Linked DNA regions of Homo sapiens: region 2 is linked to region 1. The links are chromatin loops, found by intact Hi-C in ENCODE. Cell type or tissue: GM12878. All regions are shown on one strand. Each heading gives the region's core, and the rest is flanking DNA. Links, peaks and the distances in the headings are about the cores only.

Region 1 (8,496 bases), core at 201-8,200:
TGGGGAAGTGGGAATTAATTGAGAGAGTTTAGATATCAAGATACTGAGAATTTGTAAATAGAACTGGATTTAAATGTATATCAAATATTTACATGTAAATACATTGCAGAATGTTCTCTCCAATTTGGAAATGCTCCTTTTATAGCAAAAAGCAGTCTGAGTCAATACTCTTCCAGCTTTATTATGGATATAATATTTAGAAAATAAAAGCATAAATTTGTGTAGCCTTTCCAGGCCCCTGCAGATGACCACCTTAAGAAGAGAGAGTACATTTTAACCATAATCACTTTGTTCACATTATTGCTGTTTCTTCTCTGAGATGCATGATATTTGTTAGCAAGACCTTTCTGTTGCTTTTGAATGACAGAAAACTACTGAACCACCTTGCAACCTACTAAGAGAATGATACTTTAAAATGTTTCCATGAGATTATGGCACTGTAAGACCCCTTTGCCGTCTGTATACTATCACTGATAAGCACACTGACTGTCAGGTATGTGATGGTGTAGGGGGGATGATGCAGTTACACATATTCACAGTCAAGCCTCCAGATGCAGAAATTCATGGAAATAGACCTCACAGTTGGCTACTCCTGAGAATATGCCGGATTTGCACAGAGAAGTCCAGGGATACTAACTATGCTGCATTTAAATACCATCAGCTGAATAGGTCAGTAAACTGATACTCTAAAATGAACACTTAAATACAGCTTTCCTATAGAAAAAAAAGTTCATGTTTGAATAGAGACAGGGTTTTACTCTGTCTCCTAGGCTGCAGTGCAGTGGTGCTATCACAGCTCACTGTAACTATGAACTCCTAGGCACAAGTGATCTTGCCGCCTCAGCCTCCTGAGCAGCTAGGACTACAGGCACGTGCCATCATGCTTGAATAATTTTTAAATTTTTTGTAGAGGCTGGATCATGCTGTCGTCCCCAGGCTGGTCTCTAACTCCTGGCCTCAAGTGATCCTCTTGCCTTGGCCTCCCAAAGTACTGGGATTACAGGTATGAGCCACTACCTCTTGGCTGTTTTCTTTTTGTTATCAACCCATGAATAATTGAAACCTGTCTCTAAACCTCTATCTGGTTGTCCTTATGGATTTTTTTTTTCACTTAACTAGAATACTTAGTGTGTTTTAAAATATCAACCTGACAATACAATCTAGGATGGAAAGTTCTCACATTATGTTTTTAATTTTTTACCATATTTTTTTTTGGAAGCACAACAAATGCCAGTGTCACCATTTATCTTGGTATTCATGTCATTAAACATAGTAGTTGCTCAATATATGGGTGAATGAAGTAATAAATGGATACATCCATCTTTTCCATTTATTGGCACATATTCTCACTTAACCAAAGGATCTAAAGTTGCTGCCACTTTAGCTGGTCTCAGTTTTACCCTGGGCTTCTCAGAGTGTAACTTCCCTAAGCTCAAAATGGTTCTAGAATTTAAAGATAAATATTTTTCAATATGGCCTCTAAACGTTAGCCAACTTATGTAATCTAGTGCTCAAAGAAGAAAAATTCTTTTTCCACACAGAAGGAAAATAAAATTGAGGAATGGTATATTAGTCTTCAGATGTCAATTTTTAAGAGATTTGTAAAGATTTATGCGTGATTTCCCTCATGATGGCTGATATTTTAAAGCCTGAAGTTTCCCATACCACTATTCCCTCCCAACACATGGAAAATATTTTTTAAGTTCTTGGTGCTATAATTCATATTATTAATACTTGCTTTTCTATATAGAAAATCAGCTGGGAAGTTTGTTAAATATGTTGCTTATCAGGTAGCACCCGTAGGAATACAGATTGAGTAGCCTCTGGGCTGCAAGTGTTTATAAAAATTGCAGGTCAATGTCAAAGTTTTGATCCAAGGCCATGCTGTGAGAAATGTTGCCTTAGATTGCTTGGTGCACTTACGTTGTTGTTTAGTTGTACAATCTTCAATAGGTGCCTAAGCAATCTAATCTACAAGTAAATTTGCTGCCATGTAGTGGTCCCTGTCCCGATACCTCTCCTCTGCCTCACGACTCCCACCCCCAATAATTGTGCAATGATTTTACAAAGTCATGCTTCTGAGGAGACCTAGGGCAGATAGAATTACTGCAGAAAAGTCCTTTAATTCTCTGGCATAGGTAGCACTTTGCTTTCAAAAAAGGTTAAGCTTTCTTTTCTGTGGCATAGCAGATCCGAGCTGGCACTTGATAGGTTTGTATCTTTGGTATCTCTACCACTCTCTCTCAAATACCATCTCATCCTATGTTGATAGTGTTCTGCCTGCCAAGATTTCCCCACTGTCACACACCACAAGGCTTGTCCAGGATCACATGGATCTCCGTACATTTTCTGACTCCCTCTTCCCACAAAAACACTTCTTTCAGCAGCAGATAATCCAAAAGACAATAATTGTCATATGGTACAAATGGGAATTAATACATGTTGGCAAGCCCAAGCATTCATTCTGGGGCTTCATCTTCATCAACAATAAGCATGGCTTAAGTATCAACTTAGTTGTAGGTTCTGTGCCAACTCAGAGAGACAGGAAGATTTTTTCTGCTCAAAGGGTATATAATATAATGGTAGGAATTTGAGGAAAAAAAGTCTTTATCCTATTTTTCAGCTTTTTTGAGGTATAAATGACAGAAGTTGTATATATTGAAAGTGTACAGTGTGATGTTTTGAGATACATTGTGAAATGATTACTGTAATCAAGTTAATATCTGTATCAGCTCAGAAATTTACCTTTTGTGTGTATGGTAAGAAGACTTAAGATCTACTCACTTAGCAAATATTAAGTATATATTAGGTTGGTGCAAAAGTAAGATTAGTAACAATATTATTAACTACAGTCAGCACAGTGTACATTAGGCCTCCAGAAATACTCATAACTGCAAGTTTGTGACTTTTGACTAATGTATCCTTGTCCCCACCCCTGCCTGACCACTGGTAACCACTCATCTACTCTGTTTCTATGAGTTAAACTTTTTTTTTTTAGTTCCATATATAAGTAAGATCATGCAGTATTTTTCTTTCCATTTCTGGCTTATTTCACTTAGTATAATGTCCTCCAGGTCCATCCACATTGTCACAGATGGCAGGATTTCCTTCTTTTTGAAGGATGAATAATATTCCATTGTATACACATACCATATTGTCTTCATTCATTGATGGACACAGGTTATTTACATATCTTGGCTATTGTGAATAACACTGTAATGAACATGGGAGTACATATGATACTTCAAGGTGGAGATTTTATTGCCTTTGGATATATACCCAGAGTGGGATTGCTAGATTATATGATAGTTCTATTTTTAATTTTTTGAGGAACCTCCAGTTATGAACCCTTTTATTTTTATTTTTTTGAGACAGAGTCTTGCTCTGTTGTGCAGACTGGAGTGCAGTGGCGCAATCTGGGCTCACTGCAACCTCAGCGTCCCGGGTTCAAGCAATTCTCATGCCTGAGTTCCCCCGAGTAGCTGGGGCTACAAGTGTGTGCCACCACACCTGGCTAATTTTTGTATTTTTGGTAGAGATGCGGTTTCTCTGTGTTAGCCAGGCTGGTCTTGAACTCCTGGCCTCAAGATGATCCGCCCACCTTGGTCTCCCAAAGTGCTAGGATTACAGGTGTGAGCCACTATGCCTGGTAGTATGAACCCTTTTAAATTGGGAAGATGAATTCGACCATCTGGTGAGATAGACATACCTTGAGTCACTTTACTCTGACAAAATCTTGCTGTTTTTTACACATATTTTTGCTTCACCCTTTGAGCGGTGAGTCTTCTGAGGCCTTTTAGGCTTCACACAGGGCTCTCCTGCTGCTGTGGGCTAGCAAAAATAATAAGTTGCTCGAGATCTTCCATGAAATAGAAATTAATTATATAGTTTCATACAAAGAGAAAAACATTTTAAAATTTGAATTAAACATTGTTGGGGCATATTTTCTACGCTCAAACTAGTGTCTATGGGATTCAACACGCAGTTTTGGTTGTGATTGGCAATGGCATATATAATGGCAAAGAATATAACCATTTGATGTTTCTAATTTCATGGATTATTAATAATGCATTCTTATTTTGTTACCCCTGCCTGAAACAACCTATTTTAAAATGGCTTCTTAATGTTACTGATTTTCACATTTTTAGTAGCTACTCTCGTTCTGAGATATTTTAAAAATATACCATGAGGATTGGCAGAATGGGAAAGAGAGTATACTCTTCCCAGTTTCTTCATGAGGCCCAAGAATTACATGGTACAAAGAGTGGAATTTGGATTTATTATAGACGTAATTTCCTAACAATACTTATATTAAGATAGAAACGGTAGCTTTCCTGAGGGAACGACACTTAGGCAAATCATAAGCTGATTTACTCTAGAATTTCTCCATCACAGGGTAACCTGCAAAGAACCTTCCCATTCAGGAGGGTGAGAATCATGAAACTCAAAATGCACTGGCGCCTGCAGGGAGGTTGCTGAACTTTCCATTTAAAAAATGCCCACTAGAGGGAGTATAACATCATAAATTCCTTTTGCTTGTTGCCTTGCTTCTGGTAAACTGGCAGGAAAGCAAGATTCGAGTGCAAATATCTAGAATCTTTTATATTCTAACTTTTTCTCATTCACATTTTATTAAATATTCTGATGAGCAAAGAAAAACTGACAGGAAAAATTAGTATATACTATGTAACATTAATATGTTTATATGTGAAAATTCAGAATTTAAAATCATTGTCTCGAAATGAAATATAGATTATTTGCATCTAACAATGTAAAGCATCTTGGAGTAGGAGAACGCTTCATCAAATTATGGGGGGTTTGTTGTTGTTTTTATTTGCCATGGATATGATTAAAATATTTACCTGTTAGTCTGTCATTTTCTGTTACAGTGTTCCCAGATAAACTTTTTTACTGGGCAACTGTTTTGTTTACATAGTAGCAAAATCAAATGTTTAATTCTCAAGTTTAAAGCAACAATCTGCTACCTGCCTTAGGAAAAATAACAGTTAGTATTTCTCAAGAGTAAAAGCACTTCTCCTAGAATGAATGGCCTGTATTTTAACTTTTTTTTGTATTTTCATTAAATATTTTATATGTTTTTCCTGGTTTCCGTAAATTGAAATACGGTCAAATTCTAACATAAGACTCCAAGTTCGATTTTGGATTGCACTTTTTGTGTTTGATCATTTGGAGATAAACTAAAAATAATTTCTATAATTCATTCTGAAACATTGAGCAATGAAACAGCATTTTCAAAGTTCGAAAGGAAAGTCTTTATGAAAAATCGAGATGCTATTAGCTCCTTATATATTAAAGTACATTTTAAATTTGAATTTACATAATTTTCAGCAAGGAAAAAAGCACATGTATGGTTATTTCAAATTTATTTTTAATGAAAAAACTTAATTTCTTATGATCTTAGCTGTTTGAAAACCATTTCTAACTGATTTCTTTTTTTAGTTACCTATTGTTATTATCAGTGGCCACAAGAGTTTTTCACTAACTCCTCCAGTTACTGAATATTGCTTCTTCTATTTAAATGAAAACATTTTTGTTCTCTTTTCCATTGCAATAACACACACACACACACACACACACACACACAGACACACACACACACCTTTGCAATTGATGTGTCAACAGGGAAACAACAAAGTTATTTTGATTGTACATTGCCGTTTAATAAGTGACTTGGGATATGGCTGCTCTTCACATACTTTTTTTACATCTGCCTCTCCTTTCCTGAATGATTTTAGGACTAGGTCGGCTCCTTCGTTACTCCCCTTTGTAAGTAAAACCATACCTCCAACCTACCTCAAAAGCCAGGCTTACCCGTCACATTTTATTTTACTTATGTTTAGAAAAGTTCAGTATGAAATTAGCACATATTGGTTGTAGATAAATAAAAACATGTAAATTGTACTGAAGGATAACGATTAAAAGGTAAACAAATATTTTTTCTCCTTCCCTTTGACCTTGCTGTTCTCTGTGCAGGTTGAAATCTCTTCCAATATTTTCTAGCACATGCAATCCTGTATATAAACAGGTTATTATATATGCATATTTCCTTAATTTTTTTATAAAAATTGGGTCATATGAAAAATATTCTTCAGTGGCTTGACTGTATTTTTAAGATGTTTCCGTGTCAGTACTTACAGAAGTACTTCATTTTTATGGTTGCATAAAATCCTATCTTTTATTCAGACTCCAGACTTCTATTAATATATATTAAAATTGTTTCCAGTATTTCATTATATCAAATAGTGCTGCAGTGTAGAAACTTGAATAAACACCTTTGGATTTTGTGCTTTTTCTACATTTTTATAAATAAAATCTGACAGATATTGAAAACACAGCTGGCTTGTTATTATTTAGATTTTATTCATGGCCTGACTACCTCCACAAAGCTTTTAAGATGTCTGTGTTTTATGTTGTTCAGTGTCTCTGAAAGATATTTACTTTTATCAAGAAAACATGTTGGTTGCCAACAATCAGATTTCAAAACAAAAAAATGCTAATTTCTCTAAGTGCATCTTTACTAGAAAGTGAAAGAATTATTTGTCTCGATAATTCAGGTGGAAAACTCTTACATAAAAGATTGGAGGGAAAAAGTTCCCTTGCTGAATTAACCAGAATCACTGTGACTTTAGATCAGGTTGATGGAATATGAGGTTAACTATTGGATGTTAATATTTTTGTATATGGCAAGCATTGAGTGGTTAGGTAAAAATGCAGTAGGCACATACTCTGGAGTATTCTGGAGTAATTAAAAGCAACAAATGACATGTAGACAAAATAACACGCATATATTATAAGAACACTGTTGAGAGCTTAAAAGTAACAATGAATAACAATCTGTATGAATCAATAAGCTTCATTGATTATTAGGTTATAAATCAGTGCACTTTACACTAAAATACAAAATGCTACATATTCTATAAGAATTCATAGAAATTCAATGATATCAAATACAGTAGCATGGTTCTGGAAGGGAAAGCGAATGGGGATTGGGGAATAGGCGTCAAAGATCTTTTACAAAAAATAAAACACAAAGATGGTGTTCTTGTGTTTTTGGGGACATTGAAGTGTCGTTTTCTAGAAATAAATGGTTCATTTGCAATGAACACTTTCTAAATTGTCTTGTGATGAGAATTTTTTTTTTTCTGTCAAGTTGACGTTTGTTGGACTAGGGCAGAAAAGATGCAATGCAAATGTTCTTCAAATACAGAGATGGGAAGTAGTGTCCAGCAACACTCTTGTGGCAGCGAATGATGGTGTATTTTGGAGACAACTACAGTTGAGAGTTACTTGTGTTCTGCATCCATCTGGGGCATTGTTCAAGGTGGTTACACTTCTGGAAATATGAGAGGTACATGACTGTATTACAGCTTTCTTACAACGTGACCTCAAAGTAAAGGCACAAGGATAGCCCAGGTAGCTAGCTCTCTGAACCTTCATCCAGACTATATGAAGAGATGTTCCAATGGCTAGGAGCTGGACCTGAGACTGGGTAAAACTGTCCAACAGGCAAGGCTTAGAGCCAGGGGGAACTAAAGCCTGCATCCTGAGTGAGTGATAAAAACCAACAGCTAAAACTTACGTAGCACTTATTATGTATCTGTCACAGTTGTAAGCACTTTAAACATAATTGTTGAGTCTTCACAACAAAGGTATGGGGTTATGAATGAGGAAAATGAGCAATGGAAAAGTTATTTGCTGAAGATCATCCTATTATTTAATAGTAAACAGTTGAACTGGGATCAAAATTCAGACAGATTGCTAATGTCTATGTTCTTACCCAATATCGCCTCTGAAGAAGATTGGGGAGGGGCTGAAATAATACCACCTGCTTAATGTCTTAGGCTCTAATGGACTTGCAGAGACATTGTGGAATTAAATCCAAGGATCTGCAGGAAAGGCTGTTAGGCTGTGGGTAATAGGGTCAGAAAAAAGGAGTTGGTAGAAATTCCTCGAGGTGCCACTCTGTGGAGGGAGGAGCTCTGAGAGCCCTCCAGTCTATTTATATATTACCACGGTTTCAATCCACGGCGTTACTGGAGCCATAGAGTGGATTTTGGAATAATAAGGGCACCAGTGTGAAGGCAGCCAAATCAGGATTCTCGAAACGTGATACTCTTTGTTTTGGTGAGGTTGGCACCCCTCTCTGCTTCTCCTTTCTGGATGAATAAAAACCCCAAACATCATGAGCCGGATGTTTGAATGTTTTTAAACCTTGTAATTTTGTAAATTGTCTGTTCCTGGCCCCTTCCCCACCCTCCCACCCCAGCTGAATGTCACGATGTTCTTCCTTTCTGTTGACTTTCGAATGAAGAAACTGTGGTTTGAGTTTGTTTTCTCAGCAAGGTGATGGCAAAAGGATACTTATGGTGTTGAAGAATTTTAATTTTCCCTCAGACAACTAGGATGTATAGTATATTTTAAATCCTACTCTCCAGGATATCTGCCTTCTGCCCAGATAATAAAATTGATCAGATG
Region 2 (8,229 bases), core at 1-8,000, 1.4 Mb after region 1:
GTCTCTGCTTGAAAGAGGAAGACCTGAGGATAAGCTTGAGTGTATGTGTTTCTTCATTTTGTTTACTTATCGTGATTGGGGGCAGGAGAAAGGACTGGATATTGATTAACTTAAAATTGCATTAGTATAGTTGTATAATTTTTGTTGAATAAAGTGATCCTGCTTAATAGTAAAAATTTCCTCCTGCTGAGGATCAGACAAAAGATATTAAGATCTATTAATTTCAGGTTCTTATTTATCAAGTTCCATTTACTACTGATTATTTCCTATGTTTGTCATATGACTTTAAAAAGCTGTTCCTCAGTTCTCTGGAGTTAACAAGATGCTATTAGAAAATAGCCTTTGTGTTGTTTTCATAAAGCATGTATTTCTAGTGTGTGAAGAAACCTTCCCATTAGTGAGTAAGAAAATTGCCTGTAAATATGCAACCTGCACCTTTTCCCCAGTGGAAATCTCCCTTGCAATCTTCAGCACTAACACTCTTGTTGGCAGAGACACATTATTCCTCAAATGCTAAACCTGAAAGTGTCATTTATAGTATTTGATTCTGGATATTATAAATCATTAAACAATAGCTTTGTTTCTTAAATTTAGGACATGGCGGATAGAGAATTTCTATTCAGTTGAAAGTAAATAATTACTGTCTTTAATAAAACATAGTGACTGAGCTCTCTCTGGTGGCTAACTATACTCATTGCAATATAAGAAAATATTTTTCAAGCATTTACTCTAAACCTGATCATTTGATCATCTATTCTATCTCTGAGGTTCTTTCTAAATATAGTCCTGGCAGCTTACTCAATAACCTGATAAATTTGATTATATAAGATATGGTAAATTTAATGAAAAATGCTTGCTACTAGAATGATAGTGAAGATAACAAATCTAAACTTTAACACTTCTGAAGCAAATGTAAATAATCATGACGTCTCAGAATTATTATTGGGGGGCATTTTTAGTTAAATTTAGTAGTAACTTTTTGATAATATTTCTTCTTCCCATAAAGGATTTACTGTAATGTGATTATTTAAGAGTCACACATGCTTAGGTTATGAATAAACCATATGAATATCATCTTTAAATATATATTTATTATTCATAAATGTTCAATATTTGCATTTCAAGATTTATTTTGTATTCCTAAGAACTTACAGAAATCTGTCTCATTCCAAAGTAAATATTAATGTTCAGTGAATTTCTATTGAAGTGACAGCCAGAGAGAAAGTTTGCTCAGGTGTTATCAGGAGCACATTTGGGATGATTATAAACATATAAAGACAAACATTTTTTCCACATCTGAAAATGAATAAAGGCCCCATCCATCCTCCCCAAGATGGTATTTAGTCTTGCTGTTTAACTATTTCTAGGTCAGCTGGATGTATATTGCTTTTTAGGTGGAATTCCTAAGAAGAATGCTTTTGAGTTTTCCATGTGCATCCTTGAACCCACATAGATTTTGTCTACAGTTGCAGATAGAATGTTGACTCACCACACTATTCAAAAAGACATGATGAATCTCATCCACTGACCTGCCATTTACTTTTCTTTAGTGTTCTCAACCCCCTTCTCTCTGTTTTTTTCTTTGAGTTTCCCAGCTTTTTTTCAAGCTTACACTAGATGCATTGCCTTTTCCTTTTGTTTTAAACCATTTCTTCAGACTCTTCTTATAGGCAGTCTTGTTATGGCCCAGAATTATCACTATCATTTTCACCAAACTCTTCAAAATACATGATGCCGTAGGTCTCTTTTCTCCTATCTTCTAATCTGGTGATTCTTACCCTGGCTATACATCAGAATCATCCGAAGTTTGGTTTTCTTTCTTTTTCTTTTTTAATGCCAATGCCTGGCTCTTTCCTGTGTCAATTAAATAACAATCAATCTTCCTCATCCACTTTCTTAACAATTTACCACATATGTTTACCCTTCTAAAATTGCATATGTAAAAGTTACTAACATGTATTATTTTACAGTTACAGATTTTTAAAAACAAATTGTCAGTAAGACTTCAAAAATTTGTGTTGATTGTTAGTTTAATAAATACTCCAAAAGGATTACAATTTACTAAATACAATATAGACCAGAAGAATGAAAATAAGAAAAAGCAATTATAATTAACACAGAAACAGATGTGAACAAGTACCTAAAATTAACTTTTGCAGGTCAATGTTGAATTTGGCTCATACTTCCAGGGTAGCTAAGCAGAAAGAAATTTGATTTAGGTTAGAGGTTCTCAAACTTTATCACACATCAGAGTCACCTGCAGGACTGGTATATCTGATTCAGCTGGCCTGGGGTGGGATCTGAAAATGTGCATTTCTAACAAGTTTCCAGGTGATGCGGATGCTATTGTTCTAGGGATCACATTTTGAGAAGCACTGGCTTATGCAATTCCTTCTGTCCAGTGAAAACACATATACACAAGGAATTCACCTGACACAACAGTTGTTTTTCCTGGAGTTGATGAATAGTGGCAGTATTTGTTAGGTATTTTACCTGGGTTATTAGATAAACGAATTACACTGTTGTCAATGTTTATATAAGTAATACTTTGTTTCCCCAAATATTTTTAAAATCTATTCAGTGCCTCCCGCCACTTTCCATTGCCTGTCTTTTCTGCCAGGTATTTACACCATGTTTATTATAAAGCTTATTCCGTTAAAGAATAACAAACAAAAGTTCCCAAATGTTTTACTGATTACAGGAAGTCCTCACTTAACATCCTCAATAGGGTTTTGGAAGCTGTGACTTGAAGTTGAGAAATGTATATAACAAAACCACTTTTTGCTTATCAATGTTATAACAAAATGTCATAGAAGGAAAGGGTGTTATTCGAGAACCCTCTGTACATTGTTTTGCTTGAAGTCACAGTTTCCCAGTATCTAGCAATCATATTGAGGACTTACCATATAAGCCATGTCTTCAGCTTTATTTCCTTTATGCAATCCTAATTCTTCTCTCTGAGGACCTTCCCGTCCCAAGGCTCTATCAGGTAGAAGGTGTTTGTTACCCTTGGATGTGTGCTTTTGCATGCATGCATACGTGCATGTGTGCCTGTGTGTGTTGGGGTTGTGGGGAATTCCATTTTTATCTCTCCTTGTTGGTACCAATTACCAACAGCCTCTGTGAATGAACAAGGACATGGTCTCAGGGCTGATTTGCCCTTCTAACTTCAAGTGCTCCATAGTACTTTAGGGAAAGTCAACAACCTCTCTTTTACCCTCAAATCCTGTGGCTTTGCCTCCATTTTCTTTCAGCCATTCACTTCTGTTACAATACTCCAAGCCTTGTAACTGTCGAGAACTGCTATTATTCCAAAACTAAACTGTCAATTTTACTTTGATCCCAGCCTATGTTCACTTAACTTCTCACTTTCCTACTTTTAATTTAATTATTGCATAGTACAATAATTAAAAACCTTGACTCTTGATTTATAATGATTGAATGCAAACCCTAGGTTGAGAATTCACTGTCTCAGTGATCTGAGTTCATTTTTAAAACTTCCTCAGGACTCAGTTTTCTCAACTGTAAAATTGAGATCATTAAATAGTCTCTGTCCCATGGGATAACTATGAGGATTAGATTAAACTAGTATTTGTTCACATACATTCCTTCACACTTATTACTTCCCATAAATGCATGTTAGGTGAAATAAAAGTAAATTAAAACTGTTTTACTCTTGCCCACTTTACTCCCTCTTGAATTTGCTTGCTGACTTTTGGTTGCCCATCCTTTCAAATTTAAACTGATCTCATAATCCATGATGTCAATTAGTTTTTCACACTTAATTTCAGACATTCAACTTATTTGCTCCTATACTATACTGAGTGGCAGAGACTTAGTGAAATAAAAATATAATTCTTTGGGTTATAGCTCTACTCAAAACCTCAGCTGGCCTTCAGTGCTCAGTGTTTCTCTTGTCTAGTTTTCTAGTTAAAAATTAATCCAGATAATGTTTTTTTTTCCAAACACCTACCTATTTAATCATCATCTTACTCATTAAGTGTATGTTCTTGCAACTTCCTTTCATCTTACTTAAAACCTTATCAACTAACATACTTATTTTTTTTCTGTTTCTCTTCTGATTCAGAGTGAAAAATCCCCTTTGATAGTTCCTGATTTCATAATGCGTAAAATTGAAACCCTTAACTTGGCGTGCATACACCGATCTGACTCCACAGTTTGACCCCAACCTACTCTGCCAGGCTTGCTTTGGCTGTGACCTGCACACATATGCACAAACCATGTCCTAGTCACAAGGGTTAACTTTTCTATCATCAGACAAACCCTGAACTTTTCCACTTTGATCCCTTTGATTACAATGTGCAATTGCTGGGTTTCAACCCCCTGCCTCCCCACAGTGTATATTTGATTGAGTCTAGTCCACATTTGAGGCTTACCCTGCATCATGAATCTTCTTGCCATCTCCTAATTGGATTTATTTTGCTCTCTTTTGTACCCTTGCACCTACATCAGTGTGTGTGTGTGTGTGTGTGTGTGTGTGTGTGTTTCAACAGGTATATGCTCAATAAATGATAGTTAAATGGAAGTGTATTAAAGTCAATGGGTAAAAATAAAGTCAATGAGTGCTTGAAAATATAAAAATAACATCAACTATTTAAGATATTGAATAATACTAACTTTATATTTTTGACTTTAAAATACATGATATTCACTTTTGAATTTGTGCTTATCAAGTTATCAATTATTTAACAAGAATTTTTTATATTATCTTACATTTCCTTAAAATGTATCACTAAAGAGAAAATCAATAGGGAATCAATATTCAGAAAGTAGATAACTGACATATGGAGACTGAATAGTAAGCTACATGTTAAAAGTTACTTCCCTGTGCAGTATTAACCTTAGAAACTATGAGATTTAATAATGAAGAGACCTTAAAGACCATCTAGTCAACTTTCCTATAGTTTGACAATGAAAAAAAAAAAAAGACCAAGAGAGGGTGGTTATTAATTACACCACCAGTTTATCTAGCTATTACTAAAATCCATAATTTCTGAGCTACTTTATAGGGCTCTTTTTATTTTGAAAAGCTGTCTTTTGTTGTTCTTATTGTTGTTTCTCTTATGAATAAAAGGCGAAAATCTCTCTCCATTAAACTGGATGTCAAACACACCTAAGCAGCTGATTTTTTTCACCTCTGCTTTTAAAGTTTATTAAATCAGTATCAAAATATACAAGAGTGGAAAAAAGTGAATTAAAGAAATTCCAGCTTAAGTGCCTTTTCTAAATATATTTTACATTGTTTATATTAATAACATATATCATATAATGCTCATATCAACAACACATAATGGCAAGTGCAAAACACCAGAGTGTGTATAGTAGGATATATTCATTATGAAAACAGATAGAAACTTGCAAATCTTTTGGAAGGAAAAAAAATTTGGATATAAAAAATTATCTTGCATAATATGCCTTTGCTCTGATCTTTTAACTAAATACGTGTGTGGGCATAATTGTTTCTATATAAAGTGAAATGACATGAGCATAAAAATAGGAAAAAATGTGGGTTAAACTAGTTTATAACATTGAAGCAGGTATACCCATATTTGGAAGCTGTCGTGTTGTCAGAATAATTTTAACATTGGGCTTTTTAAATTTTTGCAGCCAAACAGCTATATATTTATTTTGTTTTTAAAAATATGATCCTTTTGTTCAGTGATTCCCTTGACCTTTGGGCCTGACTTTACTTTTGAATACTAAGAAATAGTCTTACTATATAATTTGAAAATTCAATATTAATAATGTCTATATTATTTTTAAATATAGTTTTAAAAGAGAAAGGTTTTATAGGCTCACCAGGCCAAACAACTTTTATTTTCCATGGAGTTAATAATTGCCTTTTTTCTTACTTAATTATTTTTCTTTCTATTTATTTATTTATTTATTTTGAGACACAGTCTCACTCTGTTTCCCAGGCTGGAGTGCAGTGGCACAGTCTTGGCTCCCTGCAACCTCTGCCTCCTGGGTTCAAGTGATTCTCCTGCCTCAGCCTCCCTAGTAGCTGGGATTACAGGCATGTGTCACTATGCCTGGCTAATTTTTGTATTTTAGTAGAGATGGGGTTTCACCATGTTGGTCAGGCTGCTCTTGAACTCCTGACCTCAAATATCCGCCCGCCTCATTTTCTCTATTTCTATAACTAATCAATTCCCAAATTCTCCACCATAAATTTATGTTCATAAACTTGCGTTCTTCATTTGTTCTTGAATATTTTCATTGATAATCACTTTCACCCTTTATTTTAGTTGTTCTCTTTCTAGAACCAATATTATTTGGATGCTGAACATCCAAGACAGAACTCTGAATTACTATTTTTTCTTGCTTTTTCTATTTTCCATCTTCTTTTCTTTCTTCTTATGTTTTTCACTCCATATCTGGGACATCTTTTATACCTGGTGATGAGATTTTTCCCACTTTTTCCTTACATTTAACTTCACAGAGAATCCATTTTATTCTCAGCTTGATCCTTATGTGTTCCTATTTGTATTTCATGGATTGAAACTTTCCTTTTAGTTATAAGGTTTCCCCTCCTCCCTGCTTTGTTGTTTTCTTCCAAACTACTTGTGTTGAAAGAACTTTTCTGATGGTAGTAGTTGTATAGGTGAGTATCCATACGGATGGTATTGACTTACTGGGGATAAGGAAAAGGACTTATTCTCTCAATATTCGGTATATTCGCTTTCACATAATTACCTTGTTTTGGTATTGTATCCTTATACTCAGAATTCCTGAGTACCTTTAGCCCAGAATTCCTTTCATTTCACTTTTGCAGAACTCAAAGATCTAGTCTTCTGTTGGGGAAGAGAGCTTACATACTCCCCAGAGATCATCCTGTGAAGATAATCTGTTAATTTTCCAACTCACCACCCTTTCTAAGCAAATCTATGCTTCTTCTCCTCTGCCAGCTTACATTTATATTTCTAAGACCTCTAAGTCAATATACATGTGTACATATTTTCTCCAGCTCCTGAAAATTGTGTTAGTGTTTTCTCCTCTCATATTTTATTTCTGCTTATAGATTTATACCTATTTCATCTCTTACTGTTACTATAGTGGTACTTCAATAGAAAACCAAGGTAAATATGTGTGTTCAATACTTCATGTTTTGCATTACCTAGCTACAATTTTAAATTAGAAAAGTAGACTTATCACTGAAAATTAAAGTCCTTGAATTTCTCTTTCTTCTTCTGGATGAAAGAAAAGTTCTATCCTTGACCTTGACTTGGTAATATTTAGAGTATATGGTACTTGGTACTCAATATATGTATGATATTTTTATTATTGTTATTATATTAACTAGAGCTTAAAACTCTCCAAACTTTCTTCCTTGATGAATTAGACAGGATTTATAGAGCATTAACTCTTGTTAATGTGTTTAGGAATAAATTATTTAAAATATTAGTTTCTTCAGTCACTAGTGAAGTAGGGATTTTCAGACCAACCTTCCTACTGGAATCAACTGGAAAATTTGGAACGAATGTGTATTTTAAAAACCTGTTCAAAATTTTCAGGGAAGTATCAAAGCAACTTGGATTTTTAGGGCAAATATTTGGGAGAAGGAAGCATGGCTTTTTCCATTTAATTAAAGAAATTAAAGTACAAGCCATTCATATATTTTTCCAGATAACAAGCAGAAAGGAAACAAGATATTAGCAATCAAGTACAGTTATATATGTAAAGTAGCTAAAATAACATGTCCAGGTTCAATTTGGGATTATTACAGGCATTTAAATTTGACTTAACTTTAGAAAATGAAACAATGTATTATGCCACATTAAGAGAATAAAGAAGAAAATCATAAAAGTATTTTATCACATTCCATATGCATTCTATTCATGATTAAAAACAAAACAACTGTAATAGCAAAAATTCTTAGCGAAATAAAAGTAGTATAGAACTCCATTAATCTAATAATGTGTATATATAAGAAACACCCATCAAACTTTATATTTAAGAGTGAAATATTGAAGTTTCTCTCATTGATATTGGGAACAAGACAAGAATGGCCACTACTCTAAGTATAGTTCAACTTTCTGTTGGAGATCATTGCTCATGGCAATAAGGCAAGAAAAATCCATGAAGTTTATGAGAATGGGAAAGAAGAAATTGAAATTCATTGTTTATTATAGACTACCCAGTAATCTATAGATAGATCAAGTACTTGAATTAATAAGTGTGTTTAGCAAGATCTATGCCTACAAGGTA

What was found. Hi-C counts contacts between places; a loop is a spot of excess contacts. Peaks named below come from ENCODE experiments on the same cell type or tissue, not always from the same donor. Only the 100,000 strongest peaks of a DNase experiment are listed, where the experiment ranks them.
Region 2: a loop joins it to region 1, with 4 times the contacts of the local background. A loop is called at or near these places in 20 of 110 quality-filtered maps.

The regions. Positions count from the first base shown.
Region 1 is chr7:16,067,448-16,075,943 of GRCh38, reverse strand. No RefSeq gene overlaps it. Among named protein-coding and RNA genes, the nearest start is that of CRPPA-AS1, 140 kb to the left of the region's middle. In GM12878, for the core only: a CTCF peak has its summit at 4,500 (motif pointing right); a DNase peak (open chromatin) is centred at 4,538.
Region 2 is chr7:14,710,354-14,718,582 of GRCh38, reverse strand. It overlaps DGKB (diacylglycerol kinase beta), which reads left to right. Exons shown (of 26, transcript NM_001350709.2): 6 at 1-41. Among named protein-coding and RNA genes, the nearest start is that of DGKB, 190 kb to the left of the region's middle. RefSeq lists an enhancer at 4,073-4,132. In GM12878, for the core only: no CTCF peak of the experiment used is centred there; a DNase peak (open chromatin) is centred at 4,162.